Regions from separate parts of the Mus musculus genome. Here region 2 is linked to region 1. The links are chromatin loops, found by intact Hi-C in ENCODE. Cell type or tissue: left cerebral cortex. All regions are shown on one strand.

Region 1 (8,000 bases):
CACCACTTCTTGCGCGCACTCAACTAGTCAGGAAGAACGACGCTGCAACAGGATCCTTCTGCACACGTTTATTCAGTCCTGTTTCTTCTTTCTCTATATATCTCCCTTGTTTATATCTCCCTTGTTTATATCTCCCCTGTTTATATCTCCCCTGTTTTTATATCTCCTGTTTATATCTCCCTTGTTTATATCTCCCTTGTTTTTATATCTCCCTTGTTTATATCTCCCCCGAACCCTGGGCCTCTCACTCCTTTTATACTCTCATCCACGCACAGCAGGCCACGCCGCCTCACCAGGCACGCAGCCTCAGCTAATCAGGGCAGCAGGGGCATATCTCCACCAAATTGGATTCACCTGTATCCTGGTACACCTGCGCAGCACTCAAGATGTTTGTGTCTTATATGAGGAAGTCAGGTGCAAGTCATATGACTTAGCTGCAGTCCCTGGCGCCTTTGGGACTGCCGCCACACCCGCTCCCCACACTGACAGTGGTCACACATAGCTGCAAGGGAGGCTGAACACTAGAGTCTTGAACTGAGTTGATGATACTGAACTTTCTATTACTATGGGAAAAACGAAGGATATTGTGATAGATGATAACAATCCCTACCACCAAGTACACAGAAATCTCCTGAGAGCATAAGCTGGAAGTTTGGGGAATAACCAGGATAAGAAATCTCTTCCAGCATCACTCAGTGGCCTCTGTAGTAACTGTTGCTGCTTCAAGCCTGTAGCATTCCATCTATTCATTTTCCATATCTTCTTTATATGCCTCTTTCTATGTCAACAGTGTCACTTGGAGTTGTATCCTAAAATGTAAATCTAATGATGTCACTTCCCTATTTACATTTTCTTTGTTGGCCATCCATTGCCTATGGGGCCAAACCTACTCTGATTATCAAATCCTTAGAACCTTAACACATGTGTGATGACTCTCATGACTGTTGCATCATTACCCTAAAGACTGAGCTCCTCCAAATGCTACAACATCTCATTTCTCTGACTTTGTAAGCCCTGAGTTTATGATACAGGAATCCCTGCCTTTTGGGAGTAGATATAGCTCAGTCTTCAAACACTGAGGCTCAAGGCATGGCTAATATTTTTTTCTTCCTGATAAGCTCTTCTGTGCACCATTCTCTACAAAGACAGACAAAAATCAAAATTAGAGCTATGGTATGACCCATCTATAACACTCCTAGCTGTGTACCCAAAGGACTCCAAATTAGCATGCCACAGATACACCTGAACATTCATGTTTATTAGAACACCAGTCACTATAAAGAAGTTATGGAATCAGTCTAGACAGGCATTAACAGATGAAAAGTGTGGTGGTTTGAATATGCTTGGCTCATGGGACGTGACATTATTAGGAAGTGTGGTCTTATCAGAGGAAACATAGTCTTGTTAGAGGAAGCATGTCACTGTGGGGGTGGGCTTTGAGGTCTGCTAATGCTTAAGCTCTGCCCAGTGCAGAAGAAAGTGTCCTTCTGGCTGCCGTCAGATCAAGTATAGAACTCTTGGATCTTCTAGCACCATGTCTGCCTGCATATTGTTGTGCTTCCCTCTGACGGTAATGGACTGAACCTCTGAAGCGGTAAGCCAGACCCAATGAAATGTTTTGCCTTTATAAGAGTTGTCTTGGTCATGATGTCCCTTCACAGCAACGAAACCTAAACTAAGACAAATGGATAAAGGAATTATGATACCGTAGAGAGTAGAATTTTATTCAGCCATGAGAGATAAGAACAAAATAAAATTGCATATATGTATGAATATGTCATTATGAAACCCATGCCTTTGTATGCTAATTTAAAGATAAATAAGACAAAATTTTCACCTTCTCTGTGTGCCACACATCTTAGGTACAGATATAAAACAGTGCTTATGTAACAGCTACTCTATATAGCACTGACATTTCTGGGTATCTTTCTATTGCTATCATAACAATACACTGCCATCTTTTTTTTCATTTGAGTTTGTTATATATAAGTATGCTTTCTATATTCTAGGACACCTCCTCAGAGTGGGACTGCTGTATAGGAATTTACATCTTTAGCTCACATCTATAAAAGTAATTTTATTCACATGAGCTGTACTAAAAATGTTTGCCTCAGTTTTGAACCAAACCAAAAAAGAGAGAAAAAGACAGCCACCTAATGCCCAGTGTGTGCAGCTTTGAGACCCAGGGCCAGCATTGACTTAGCTTGGGTTAGAGTTGTGTAGTTGACACAGTGAGAACTCATGTGTGCTCAGGGCTGCCCTGTGTATGTCACTGCAGCAGTGAGGACTTGCAGGGGAATGGGGGTTGCGGTGGGGGGAATGGGTGGAGAAGGATTCAGGGGAGGAGCTAGGCTGGCTTACACCACTTCTTCTCTCAGAAGCTAATTCAATCCTACAATGCTTACACACTGCCATGGGACAGTATTCATGTTTTCATGAGGGTGGCAGTCCCTTGGCCTGATTCCCTTCCTCTACACCACTGTTCTTAAAGGTTCCACAGTGTCAGTGATGCTCATAACCAAACAATAGTCAATGTATATGTAACCAGGAAGATTCTGAGTTCAAGGCCAGCCTTGGGATACAATGTGAGACCCTGTTTCAAACAAACAAAAAAGTGTTTATCTCCTAGAACTATTCTTAAAGTTATTTCACTGTATACTACTTAGAGTGCAGCTAAGTTGCTATAGCATAAGTAGCCTAAGAGATCTTGAGAAATGGAGTAGTCTCAATCTGAACAGAGGTGTCTGCTACATGGGCACAATATTTCTCAAACTCAACAAACACACATCTAAGATTTGTGTATTACATTACATATAAATGTTTTATCCAATGAAAAAAATTTATTGAATCTATTTAATAGTATACAGGCTAAAATGTTCAGGATAAGATGTTTGCCATTCTCTTGGAATTCTCCCAAAAATGGAAGAAAAATTGATGGTGGATAGGCAGGTGCAAAGATGGCAGGATATGTGATATTGGAAAGTACCATGAATAGCTAACAGTGTAACTTGGCCTGTGCGTATATAGATATGCACTGTGTAATTCTTTTAGCTCTACTGTACTTCAAAATTTTCACAGTAAATATGAATAAAAAGATCTTATAAAATGGCTTTAAAATTATAGTTGGTTTTTTTTTGCATTTTTTTTAACCTCAGAAATAACAGCTCAAAGGAAGTGTGGCAGGTTTGTGGGCAGTTCTGTCCCATCTGTCCATTCAAAGGTGCCAGGCCTGTGGGCAAGGACTCTGTTGCTTCCAGATTGTCAGATCATTGCTCCATCATTCTCTAGGCTCAAAGGCCTTGTTCTTGTCTAGAACCAAAATTGGGCCATTGTCTTTTGATTGACAGATGGGCATCATGAAGACTGGGAAACTGTCCTTCCCAGTACCGGGGCTTTCTGGCTCACTGAATGTTCAACAGCTCTCCATTTGAAGTCTTGCAGGACAGAGTGAACTTCCTGTGTTGTGTAAGCTGGATGTCCCTGCATCTGTATATGAGAGCTTATTTTCAGTAGGCTGAAATGAACCAGAAATATGATACAGAAATATTAACCCAGAAGATGTGGTAAGTTTGTCAGGAGGCAGGAGAGATGTGTATCTCCCAATGTCCAGACTCAGCAAGGTTAGCCATAGCTTCTGTCTATATTTTATTGGAAGAGCTGAGTCACAGTGCCACGTGTGACCTTAAGGGAGGCTGAGGAATAAGGAGACCCATGCTCAGAAATAACAAGAGTGACCTCCACCAATGTCGCAAACATTCTGGAACACCATTTACCTTGTGAAATCTGGACACCTCCAGTGATCCCAAAGTTCTTTAGCCAGTGTGAGCCTGTTACACACCTTTGAAATTTTGAAGCAAAATATGGACTCTGAAATTAAATAATTCTTAAAGCAAAGTTTATTGAATGAATGAATGAATGAATGAGAGAACAAATCAATAGTAGAATCAATAGCACATTTTTAGACCATAAATTTCTCATGTGTCTACTTTTAGGCATGGTAAACAAGTCGCATTCTGAACATATAGATCTACAGCATATCCACTCATGCTATGGGGTCATTCAAACCATCTAATATTCAGATCTCTTTTCCATATTTATTCTTCCTATGAATTCTGAATTCATTAGCATCAAACTTCACTATTTCAAGATGTTTACTAAACAATCTTAGATATCTTGGTAGGAAAACACTTAACCTGGTTAATGGTGGAATTTACTTTGCTCTTTGTTCATGCAATGGAATAGCATAATTTGGATCAAAATAATATTTGCTTGCTTAGCACCGGTGGCCCATAGACTTGCATTTATCTCTCCTTTCCTTTTAAACCTGCATGACTATCTGGAAGACAGATAACTGTATTCCTCCCAGGATACTCTGACAGTGTGATTTTATTAACCCATGTTTAGCCTTTGATGAATCGATTCAGACTGCTGACTCTTCCTTTCCCTTCTCTAATCTTTAACTTGGGGTTTAAGGAAACATGATGTTGTTCTAAATATTCTTTAGTTCAAGCATTAACTCGATCATGACTGAACACTGTACCTAATTCTCCCTCTGGTGTTCCATAGTTTGTTCTCAGGAAGTCTGAAGAACTGTCCTTTCTGGTTCTTAGAAAATTCTTTCCTGAGCAATCTGAGGTCCTCTTGCTCTGCTTCATTTCTATCACGGCCTCCCCTGAAGTCCTCGATAAGCAGTGGATTTCTCTGGGCCCATTAAATGGAATCTTTGCTTTTTGTGCAAAAGCACTAGGAGGTGAACCATGGAAAAGAACCGTTTTAAGTCTAGGCAGTCAAGAAGGGACCCATCAATCGGACGGGAGCAAGAGCAAATGTCTGCGGACGTTGGGATGAGGTGCTCCTTTTGTTTCTCGGGGCGGTACTATTTTGCTTGGGAGGTTACAAAGTTCAATGTCCTCAGGGCCATCTTCATTTCTGATATTGAAAACAACTGGATGTCCCCAAGGCCACCCTCAGGTTCCATAGTTTGCCAGAAGGATTCATGGAGCTCAGAAAAGTCACTGTGGTCATAGGGTTTTTAACAGCAAGAAGTTACAGATCAACCAAGGGATGCAAGATCCTCAGGTGACACAGGAAAACACCTGTGTCTCTCCCCAGTGCATTGTGTGACCCCGGGTGTGATTAACCAGGAAACTCTCTTCCATCTAAATGCTTTGCAGTCATGTAGAGGTGTCCTACACACTCAATTGATCATTTGTGAAAGGGAAAGAATGCCCTGTCTCCACAAGTCAGGCTGATACTGAGCTATCTAGGGCTCGGTTGTGTGACAAGAGTTTTCCTAAGGAGATGGAACAGGCACACACACACACACACACACACACACACACACACACACACACATATGTGCTCACATGCTCACATACGCATGCATGTATACATACACATCTATTCACACCAGATAGGGAGCCCATGACAGTCAAAAGTACCGAGATCATGAAAGTCAATTTGATAAATCAATGAGTTTTATTGGGTGAGGGGTTACTTACAGGAGCAGAAATGATTCTAAGACAGTGGCATCATCAAATCCCACCACAGCATGGGTAACAGTTCACAGGAGCTGGGAATCTGGAGCACACTACACAACCTGAAGGCAGCTCAACAGTCCTTTCCAAGTGACTCAGTTGTTATAAATCTCTTCCAGGCAACTCAGCTGGTCCCTGCTTCTCCTGGGCCCCTGGTCTGGTTTCAGAGTCTTCTTGGTAGCTTGGAATGTCTGAGCGTGATTCTCGGCAGCTTTTATAGCTTACTCTCATGAGAGGAGGGACCTAGTCAATCTGTTCAGTTTCAGGGAGTTCCTGAAGCTATTTTGTTTACCCACTGGTTTAAGAAGCTTCCCTGGAGGGTGGAGTATTTCAGTCTCCAACATGCTCCCACCATAAATCACATCACTAGCATGGGCTCTTGGGTACAATCAAGGCCCCTATGGAATCAAGTACATTGTTATCTCATAAACCCTTCATGAACCTTAGGTATAACCTCTTATAAGCCAAGGGCAAAGGTCAAAACTCTTCCCTGAGATTGTCATTGCCTACATAGGAGTTCTTTTCTAACACAGTGTGATCTCTCTCTCTCTCTCTCTCTCTCTCTCTCTCTCTCTCTCTCTCTCGTAGATCAGAGGGTTGAATCTGTGGTCTCAAAACTGTGAAAGGAGACAAGGGTCCAAAATCTGGGCAGAAGTTGGGCTACAATGAAGAAGAATGTCACTCCCAGAAGACTCAACTCCAGGAGCTTGTTTTCATTGAGTTTCATTATTTAAAAAAAAAAATCTAGGACTTGAGTGGTCCAACTAAAACCACTTAACATTTTTTTCAGCCACATTGGTACTTGAGTCACATTGGTTATGATGAGTAGTCGGGACACCTGAAAGTTGCCTGGGTATATATAGCTTGGCCTAGTTGTAGAGAAGCCAATCATATCCAAAATAACTGATGCTCTGCATGTGATGATGGACAGGCACAGCAGCCAGGTGCTCAAGCAGATGACACCCAGATAACATCTGAGAGGACAAGCTGTCCTTCTCCTCGAGGAGGGAAATGGAGAAGCCAATGCTACTCATGAAGACCTCTCACATGTTAAACCACAAATAACAGGGTCTGTCCCCATCCTTGTCTTGCCTGGAGAAGAAGAGTTGCAGCCAAAGTCTTCCTCTTTCTCATTCCCATAGCTAAGTCATGTTAGTTTGGGATGGAGTTTCTGCATGTTGAGGATCTCTAAGGCGAAGATGGAAGATTCTTGCATATAGACTTTGAAAATATCTGTAGCTAATACTCTAATCAATCTCCATTGGGTGCTTTATTCTACTTAGGATAAAAACACACAATTCATAAGAGTGTTAGGATGCTCTCTCTAGAACTCATCCCAAGTAGAACATCCTCTCTCCATGAAGGTTGAAGTAACAGACACAGCTCTGGAGAATGGCAAGTCCAAGATCAAGATTCTAGCAAACTCAACATCTTATGGGAACCCACTTCCTTGCTGGCTATCTTTCACTCTAGCATCTCATAGCAGAATAAGTATTTCTAGGGAGGCTGCTTTTAATCCTGAAAAACCCACACCCCAATGCCTCACTTCTCATTGTCACCTACAATGCAGGATTTGATCCTATGAATTGGGGAGGGGGCAGTTCAGATCACACCGTCTTTAGTAAACCCCCACCACATGCAATGTGCATGTTCTCTTGTACATACAAATCTGTATGGATTGTGTGACAATAGCATCTAGTTGCACCATGAAAAGGAGGTGATGGGGATCCAGTGACCTCTTCATCTCCTCTTCTTGGACACCAAGAGCTTCAGAACATTTGAGAACCTGGAGAAGTCTGGGTGACCAGGAAAAGTGATTGGGGACAGAGCTGAGAATCAGAAGCACAGGGGACAGTAAGGCAATAATTGACATCAATTTTGTTTGTTCCAGACCATCCATTCAGATTGTACAAACAAACAAACAAAATAAACAAATAAGACTATGACCCCTGGAAAGTTTCTTTTCTTCCCCACTAGGGGTTTTTCCTTTCAAAAGGAAACCTTTGGTTGACCTGGTGGAGAAAGCTCATTTCAGCAGATCCTTGACAGAACCTTTCATGCTTCTCCTCTGGTGACGAGTCTCATTCCTCAGTCTCCCAGGGCTCAAAAAGCTCCAAGGAACCCACTCAAGACAGTAAGTAAGTCTCCAGAACAGGACTCTAAGTTTTGTGGACCTCACTCACAACCCCATGTTGTGTTTGTTCCTGAAAGGGTTCCTTCCAGTGTGAGAGCCATTCTGAAACCAATCAGAAACACAGCTGTATTATACAATATTGTATGGGAAATCCACACCACTCCTTCCCTGGTTAGGGAGGCAATCACTGCCAATTCAGGGCGCTATTGTGTAAATGAGTCATTTGGGAGGGTGCCAACACAGGCAAACAAAGGAGGAAATGAGACAGGCTGATGGATTTGGTAGCATCAAATAACAGGTTTAAATATGATGCACTTCCTAATGCCACA
Region 2 (8,000 bases), 98 kb before region 1:
GGGTCTCGTGACGCAATCAGATTGATAGGCAAAGCAAGCCATCGCAGGCGCTCGCCTGGCTACCCGGCTGTAGCCTATAAAAGACGCTGGAGGAGCATGGGGTTGGAGATGGGGGGAGATTGTTAGAGAGAACCCAAACACCAATTATTCCACTCACAACATCTCTCAACAAGCCTGGGGAGTTAGGCTTTCATGGGTGCCACCTGATAGAAGTTTGAAGGGCCTAAGTGACAGTGACAGAATCACTCTTAAAGAATTCGAAAGCTTGGGGCTGGAGAGATGGCTCAGTGGTTAAGAGCACTGACTGCTCTTCCAGAGGTCCTGAGTTCAAATCCCAGCAACCACATGGTGGCTCACAACCATCCGTAATGAGATCTGAAGCCCTCTTCTGGAGTGTCTGAAGACAGACACAGTGTACTTATAATAATAAATAAATAATAAAATAAAAATTGAAAACTCTGAAGGTGAGGGTCCGAGTCTTGTGGGCAGCGTAGGGTGAGAGTATCTTAGTTCTCAGGACAGGGACAGGTTACTGCCCAGGAGCTCAAAGAGGAGTAGTCTGGGGTAAATCACCATTGAATATTTACCCAGATGAAGAGAATCACAGTGAGACCCCCAAGAACTGCCTGAGAACAGCCTCACTTCATGAAAGTCCTCACCATGGGTCTCTTGTCACTCCACACTCTCATTTCTGACCTCTTCTTCCACCTCCAGGGACCAGAGAACCCTTGTTCAACACTCTGAGGGCAACTCTGAGGGTTCAACACTCCAAGGGCAGCGGCTGGTTTAATGCCCCAGAGGCAGCCTGCTTGCTTCTGTAGTATTCTTCAAACTGAAGTAAAATTTAGGCTAGCAGGCAGGTCTGGAGATTTTAGTTGCCAGAATGAGACATTTTCTGATTTTTGATGACAAGAGAATATCTCATTTTCATAAGACAGACCCCTTCCCCAACACGCACGAGTGCATTCTGGAATTTTCTCAGAACTGCATTCAAATGGGGCTCCGCAAGTTAGAGGCAGAGGAGATTCAAAATGAGTTTGGTTTTAGTGCAGGAAGTTTATTTGTGATGTGAGCCAGAACAACGAGACGAAGAAGGAGAACCTCTTGTGAGGGTGTGTTAGTGAAGCTGCCGAGGGAGTCAGAGATCTACTGGAGTTGGAAAGATGTGCAGTGATCCCCATTGTTGCCTAAGTGTGAGAAATTGTGTCATTAATTTTCCGACAACACTTCTAAAGTTGTTTTTTAATTACACATGCATTGTGAGTTTAATATACAAAGAACACCCACCTGTTTCCTTCCCCATGAAACCTTTACTTCTGCCCCAGAGTGAGCTGGTGCTTCTCTTTCTCTTTCCCGTCTTCCCTTTCTTCCTTCTTTCCTCCCTTTCTTTTTGGTTTTTCCAGACAGTGTTTCTCTGTGTAGCCCTGGCTGTCCTGGAACTCACTCTGTAGACCAGGCTGGCCTTGAACTCAGACATCTGCCTGCCTCTGCCTTCCGAGTGCTGGGATTAAAAGCGTGTGCCACCACACCTGGCTCATTTCATCTCTTTCATCACTTCAATAGAGTCTTCTAATTATCCATCTTTCTACTTGCCACTTTACAATGTTGCAAACATGTCCTGTAGTTGATTCTTTTCCTTCCTGCTCACTCTCAGCGGGACAGAAAACTCATGCTCCAACTACTGCTCCCATGATGCTTCTCTTCTGCCTGTTACTTCTTTCTTGAGTTTCTCTTCTGCAGGAACGAACCCATCTATCCCACAGAGCAGGCCCTTGTCTTCCTAGTTCTCCACTCATCTTTCCTTTGGGAGGCAGAGGCAGGCAGATTTCTGAGTTCGAGGCCAGACTGGTCTACAGAGTGAGTTCCAGGACAGCCAGGGCTATACAGAGAAACCCCTGGAGGGTAGGTTTTCTGGGTATGGCTTTTCCCGGAGCTAGCAGGATGGCTCAGTGGGGTAAGTGTTTACCCACAGCCTGGGTGCTTGAGTTCACCTCTGGAATCTGCGTAAAGGTGGACGAAGGGAACCAACTCCATAAGGTTGACCTCTGACCTCCATATGGGTGACTGTGGCATGTGCCCCTACCCCACTTGCACATGCACATGCTCACAAGCACATGCACACACACAGAAAAAGAAAATTTCTTTATCCCATCTTTATATGAGACTAGCAACCTAGTTGAGTGTGTATCTTAGGTTCAATATGTTCTTAAGCAGGATTTTAACCCTGAAATTGTTTGTTTGTTAAAAGATTTATCTAATACACACACACACACACACACTGTAGCTATCTTTAGACACCCCAGAAGAGGGCTTCAGATCCATTACAGATGGTTGTGAGCCACCATGTGGTTGCTGGGAATTGAACTCAGGACCTCTGGAAGAGCAGACAATTCTTAACTGCTGAGCCATCTCTCCAGCCCTGTTTTTGTTTTGTTTTTGTTTTTAAACCTTCTTAGGATAGTTTCAAGAGTCAGGGGTCATTCATTCTAAATAATGTGAACTGATTTTTTCTCACCCCCTTACAGATGTCCATATTTTAATCTCCGGAGTCCTGAAATTTCACTATCGGAAGGTGTCACTCACTTTAGAATCCGGGAGGGGATGTCTGGTTCCTTCACCTGAGGATCTCAAAACCTCAAACCGTTGGATGTATTTTCTCTTCAGAATCTTGAGGTTCTGGGAACAGGAAAGGAAGAATGCAGTCCCACTATTTACACAGAGATGTCACTTGTCGCTCGGTACCTTCAGCCTGGTCCCCAATCTACCCTGAGCTTATTGAGTTTTCTGAGAAGAACATCTTTGTTTCAGTACCCTGGAGAACAAGACTCCCTGCCTCAGGTCCAGGAAGCAGTCGGGCACAGACACTTTCCACGCCCTCTCAGCTGAAGCCTGCTCCCACTTGCTGTGTTTCCTCTGCCTCCTCTCTTCAGACATCTTCGTGGTTCTGTGGGAACTGAGTTAGGTCTCTGTGTCTACCCTGCAGCCTATCCTAATTTTTTCCTTGTCTTAGTCAGGGTTTCTATTCCTGCACAAACATCATGACCAAGAAGCACTTGGGGAGGAAAGGGTTTATCTGGCTTACACTTCCATACTGCTGTTCATCACCAAAGGAAGTCAGGACTGGAACTCAAGCAGGTCAGAAAGCAGGAGCTGATGCAGAGGTCATGGAGGGATGTTCTTTACTGGCTTGCTTTCCCCGGCTTGCTCAGCCTGCTCTCTTATAGAACCCAAGACTACCAGCCCAGAGATGGTCCCACCCACAAGGGGCCCTTCCCCCTTGATCCCCTTGATCACTAATTGAGAAAATGCCCCACAGCTGGATCTCATGGAGGCACTTCCCCAACTGAAGCTCCTTTCTCTGTGATAACTGCAGCTTGAGTCAGGTTGACACACAAAACCAGCCAGTACACTCCTCATTAATTATGTTGTTTTTTTAGGCTTTCAAGTTTCCCTCACTGTCGTTTCCATAGAGTCTTTGGGAAAGTGGGAAATTTGTGATTGATGCATTTCACTAGTGTGGTGGTTTGTATATGCTCTGCCCGGGGAATGGCACTATTAGAAGGTGTGGCCCTGTTGGAGTAGGTGTGTCACTGTGGGTGTGGGCTATAAGACCCTCATCCTAGCTGCCTAGAAGTCAGTCTTCTCCCAGCAGCCTTCAGATGAAGATGTAGCTCTTCCTGCACCATGCCTGCCTGGATGCTGCCATGTTCCCACCTTGATAATGGACTGAGCCTCTGAACCTGTAAGCCAGCCCCAATTAAATGTTGTTCTTTATAAGACTTGCTTTGGTCATGGTGTCTGTTCACAGCAGTAAAACCCTAACTAAGACAACTATTAACTAAAAACCAAGAGACTTTATTAGAGAAGCGTTATTCTTGTTTATGATACATACACAGGGAATCAATAAATCTCATTCCATTTATGCTGCTCATTCCTATTCTACCTCCAAATTTTCAAGGGGAAAAGGGCTCAGAGGATGGTTTAACCATTAAGAGCACTTGTTGCTCTTCTAAAGGACCAGGGTTCAATTGCCAGCACCCACATGGAGGCTCACATCTGTTTGTAACTTCATTTCCGGGTATGTGATGCCCTCTTCTGGCCTCTGTGGGTACTAGGCACACACACAGATGTACATGTGCAGGCAAAATACCCATAACCACAAAAATAAAGAAAAAGAAAAATAATTATGAAAAAGGTCATTTAGTCAACCAGCAAATGCTAACATGTACAGCACCCTAGCATGAGTTAGCTGTAGGGAGCCTCTGTCTTGCTCAGATTAGATGTCTCCCCTTTATCCTTAGCGCAAACCTTATGTAGCTTTCAAGGGTTTCCTAAGCTATGCGCTTTGCTTAAGTAACTTGTGTGTCAGTGTCACAGTGTGTGCGTGTGGGAAATGTCACGTGGCAAAGATGGTTGAGCTCCTACCCAGCATCTGCCCTTGATTTCTTCTTTACCAAATTTTGTTCAGGGCAGCAATGTGTCCAGATTTAAAATTAAACCTCTGTTTTCTAGTCTCCTTATAGACAAGCTCCACGTTTGGATAAAGATGTGGAAGCTGGAGTTCTGGGGAAGGACTTATGGAAGGCTATCATAGAGTACGCCAGCAGGAGTCATTTGCCCTTTGCCCTCCTCCTCCTCCTCCTCCCCTAAGAGTGGATGGTGCTACGTGCTGGAGTGACCACCCTACCAGTGGGCCAGCATGAGGCTGGATGACTAACTGGAAGACGGAAGGCGAGCCTCTCTTCTGAAGCTGCAGAATCTCCCAGTCAGACCCTGTATTCTTGTTTCCTGGTTTTTGGCTCCATGAGAAAACAAAGCCTCTAAATATATTTAAAGTGCTATTTAGTCACATTTTCAATTCCTTGCAACTGAGTGCAACCCACGCCGACACAGATTCCCTGGGTCTGTTGTGAGTCTACTCAGTTCTGTGTTCAGAGAGGGTGAGGAGAAAGGGCAGGGGACCCCTCCATGGGCACCATTTTTCTGTCACCAAGTCGATTTCCCATCTTCTGGCTTCTACAGTGTTACCAGAGGCCATTCTCCAGTCTCAGGGCTCTGCTGCATGTTACACATGAGACAGGTTAGAAAAGAAACCCCAAGACATCATCTCCCTTCTTCTTTCCACCGGTGGGAGCGAGCATCCACCCTTTGCTCCCTGATCGATGGGGCTGGCATGTAAACTCCCAGCTTCTGCCTTCTCCAGCAAGGTAATTCTAAGATAAGTTCCCCACTAGCTTCCAGGATACCACAGTGGCTCTCATTGCCTGTGGCCCTGCTACAGGATGGTCTTTGCTGGCTTGCTTTCTTGCTTTGCATCAGGTCCCCATAACCTCACCAGCGGCTGACAGAGTTACTTCTGCACTAAAATCTCAGGATCTGCTCCTGGAGATCCACCCTAAGGCAAGAGAATGTACTGTGCTTTGCTTTACAGCACAAACTTGAAATGTGATCTTTGGACTTCGACTTCTGGCAATGAATGCCTCTTGCAGAAGTAGTGTTGCAGGACCCCTTGCCTGTTAGTCTTTTTATTGAGTCTTTTGCTCTTCCACAATTCCAGATCCCCACATATCAGACTGGCAGGGAGATGTGTTGGTGCAAGTCCCAAGATGGTGGACAGATAGATGGGGTTGCTATGGCGATACAGACAAAAAGCAAGGAGAGAAGCCACCAACACTAGATCTGCCATTTACAGTCTTTGCTGAGCTGTATGTCTTACCAGTTGAGGGCTGGTGCTATCCTCTGGTTCTCAGAAGATAACTGAGAGTACCTCAAGTCACACTTCCTGATTAAGAATGCTTCAAGTAGACAAAGAGATGAATTTGTTACAATTTCGAGACTAAAGAATGCATATGAGAAACGCAGCTAGATCACATGCCACTGAAGAACAAGACGAATTCAGTCTAGTTGACAGATCTAGTGACTTCAAGTCTTGGGATGAAGTGGAGTCAAACCCATAGGCTGTCTAGATTGTTCTATGCTGCACAAAGACACACTTGTGTTCTCAAAACAGAGGCCAGGGATGCTACTACTTATGAGCCAAGGCAACCTTATGTCTGCTTTTGGACATAAAGTTTTACTGGATCACAGCTCTGCTCATTTGTTTGCATAATGCCCGTGGCTGCCTTTGTGCTGTAGTGGGAGAGCTGACTGCTTAAACAGAGGCCTCAAGGCCTGCAGGGCACAAATAGTTGCCATGAGAACTTTATAAGGAAAATGTACTGACTCTGCTGTAGGCAAGTATCGAACCCCCACCCAAAACCTGCCCTTTCTTTCAGTCTCAGTCCACTCCTACCATCCCAGTTCAATCCGTTCTCCTCCAGTCCCTGGAATGCTGCTCTAAGACTTCAGTGTGTCTAGAAGTCATGTAGAAGCCCATTGTTAGACATATAGGCTCTAATACAGCACCTCCAGGGTGGGGCCCAAGATGTCAGTCATCTCTGACAAGCTACCTGGGCACGTGCAGGCTGCAGGGCTGAGGTCCACACTTTGAGGAACAAGACTGTGGATGACTAGAATCTTCTTATTAATGTTATCATTGTTTGGCATTGCCAGACAAAACCAATCCCTTCCTGGACTCTCTACTTTCCCCTACACACCCACCCACCCACCCACCCACCCACACAAGCACAGAGGCATTCGTGCACATACACTTGCATGCACACACCCGAATGTGAAACCACAGACTCCCCTTCCAGTGAATTCTGTCCATTTCTAGGAGAGGCATCTCAAGGGTTAAAGAGCTAGGAAGCCAGCAGCCGGAGGCATGCCAGGACGCTAATTAGACTCCTTTTATATATATATATATATATATATATATATATATATATATATATATATTTAGTTTGCTATTAGATAATGCGCAGCACCTGTTCACTAGACAGAACTGCTTTTAATCTCTTCTCGTTCTCTTTCTTGGCTAGGCAGCAGCAGACATGTTGTGCCGCATGAGCAATAGACTTAAAGCCAAATAAAATAGCCATTTCTCTGGAACTGGAAGCACAACGGGCTGAAAACAAGTGTAGCTCAAGCCATGCAGGAAGCACTGGTGGAGAACACAGCGCTGGTGTCCAGCGTTCACCTCCCGGAGAGCAGTGCAAGTCTGGGCTGTTTTCCATCTTCTTGCCTTGAAGCTCCAATACATCTCTGAAATCTACTTCCCACCCCCAGGATGAGGAGGGCCAAGTTACAAGAAAGGTTCCCTTTGCTGTGCTCTCATCAGAGAGCAGGCAGACAGCCTCACAGACGTGATCTAAATAGCTCTAATTTTGATGTGATTATTTCATCAGCTTGAAGTTGCTCCAAACATTCATTCACTTTCAGCCTTAGGGGTCCGCAGACCTTTTCCCCAGATGTTTCAGGTGAACCAGAAACAATCAGACCCATTCCCAAACCTTTCTTCTGGTCCTCGGGCTTATTCTCTGCCTGAAAGTGGCTGGAGCTCATGGACGGATGTGGACATTCAAACTCGAGAATCGCACAAGACCTGTAGATGGACAGCACATGTCAAAATGGTATCCACCTGGGGGGCTAGCCGGCAGAATCTCAGGGCTTTGTCATGGGGTTAATTTCACTGTAACAAGGAAGTGCTTCCCTGTGAGGTCTTTTTTGAACTAGCAAGGACAGACACTGTGAAGAGAACACTCAGCTTTGAAGATTTTGTCCTTCCAAACGCTGGTCCAGTGATAGCTCGGTGCAAGAGCCATTCGGTGGCTTTTGAGGTATTTAGCACAACTCAACGGTTTGCAACAGCAGTGCTTTTAGCAATTACACCTGTTCCTTAACAGTTTTGTTTATGTATATAATGCACTGCTCTTCGGCTTCTCTCTCTCTCCTTCTCCAGTCCCTGCTTCCTCCCTTCCACCTGTTCTCAAAGACACAATGTTCTTAATACCTTTAGCTCTTTGCTGTTCCCCCTGCCCCTTCCAGAACCTCAGGCTAGCCTGACTCAAAACAGAGAGGTCCGGAGGAGACAGGGGAGCCTCAATACCCCAACTCTGTTT

The links. Peaks named below come from ENCODE experiments on the same cell type or tissue, not always from the same donor. Only the 100,000 strongest peaks of a DNase experiment are listed, where the experiment ranks them.
Region 2: it touches region 1 in a loop (6-fold over the local background); 2 of 42 quality-filtered maps call a loop at or near these places.

The regions. Positions count from the first base shown.
Region 1 is chr16:90,565,277-90,573,276 of GRCm38, reverse strand. No RefSeq gene overlaps it. Among named protein-coding and RNA genes, the nearest start is that of Gm36001, 19 kb to the right of the region's middle. In left cerebral cortex, no CTCF peak of the experiment used is centred here; DNase peaks (open chromatin) are centred at 2,099, 3,246, 6,444, 7,871 and 1 more place; H3K27ac peaks cover 1,652 bases.
Region 2 is chr16:90,663,218-90,671,217 of GRCm38, reverse strand. No RefSeq gene overlaps it. Among named protein-coding and RNA genes, the nearest start is that of Gm36169, 10 kb to the left of the region's middle. In left cerebral cortex, a CTCF peak has its summit at 4,102 (motif pointing left); DNase peaks (open chromatin) are centred at 4,701 and 7,089; H3K27ac peaks cover 3,320 bases.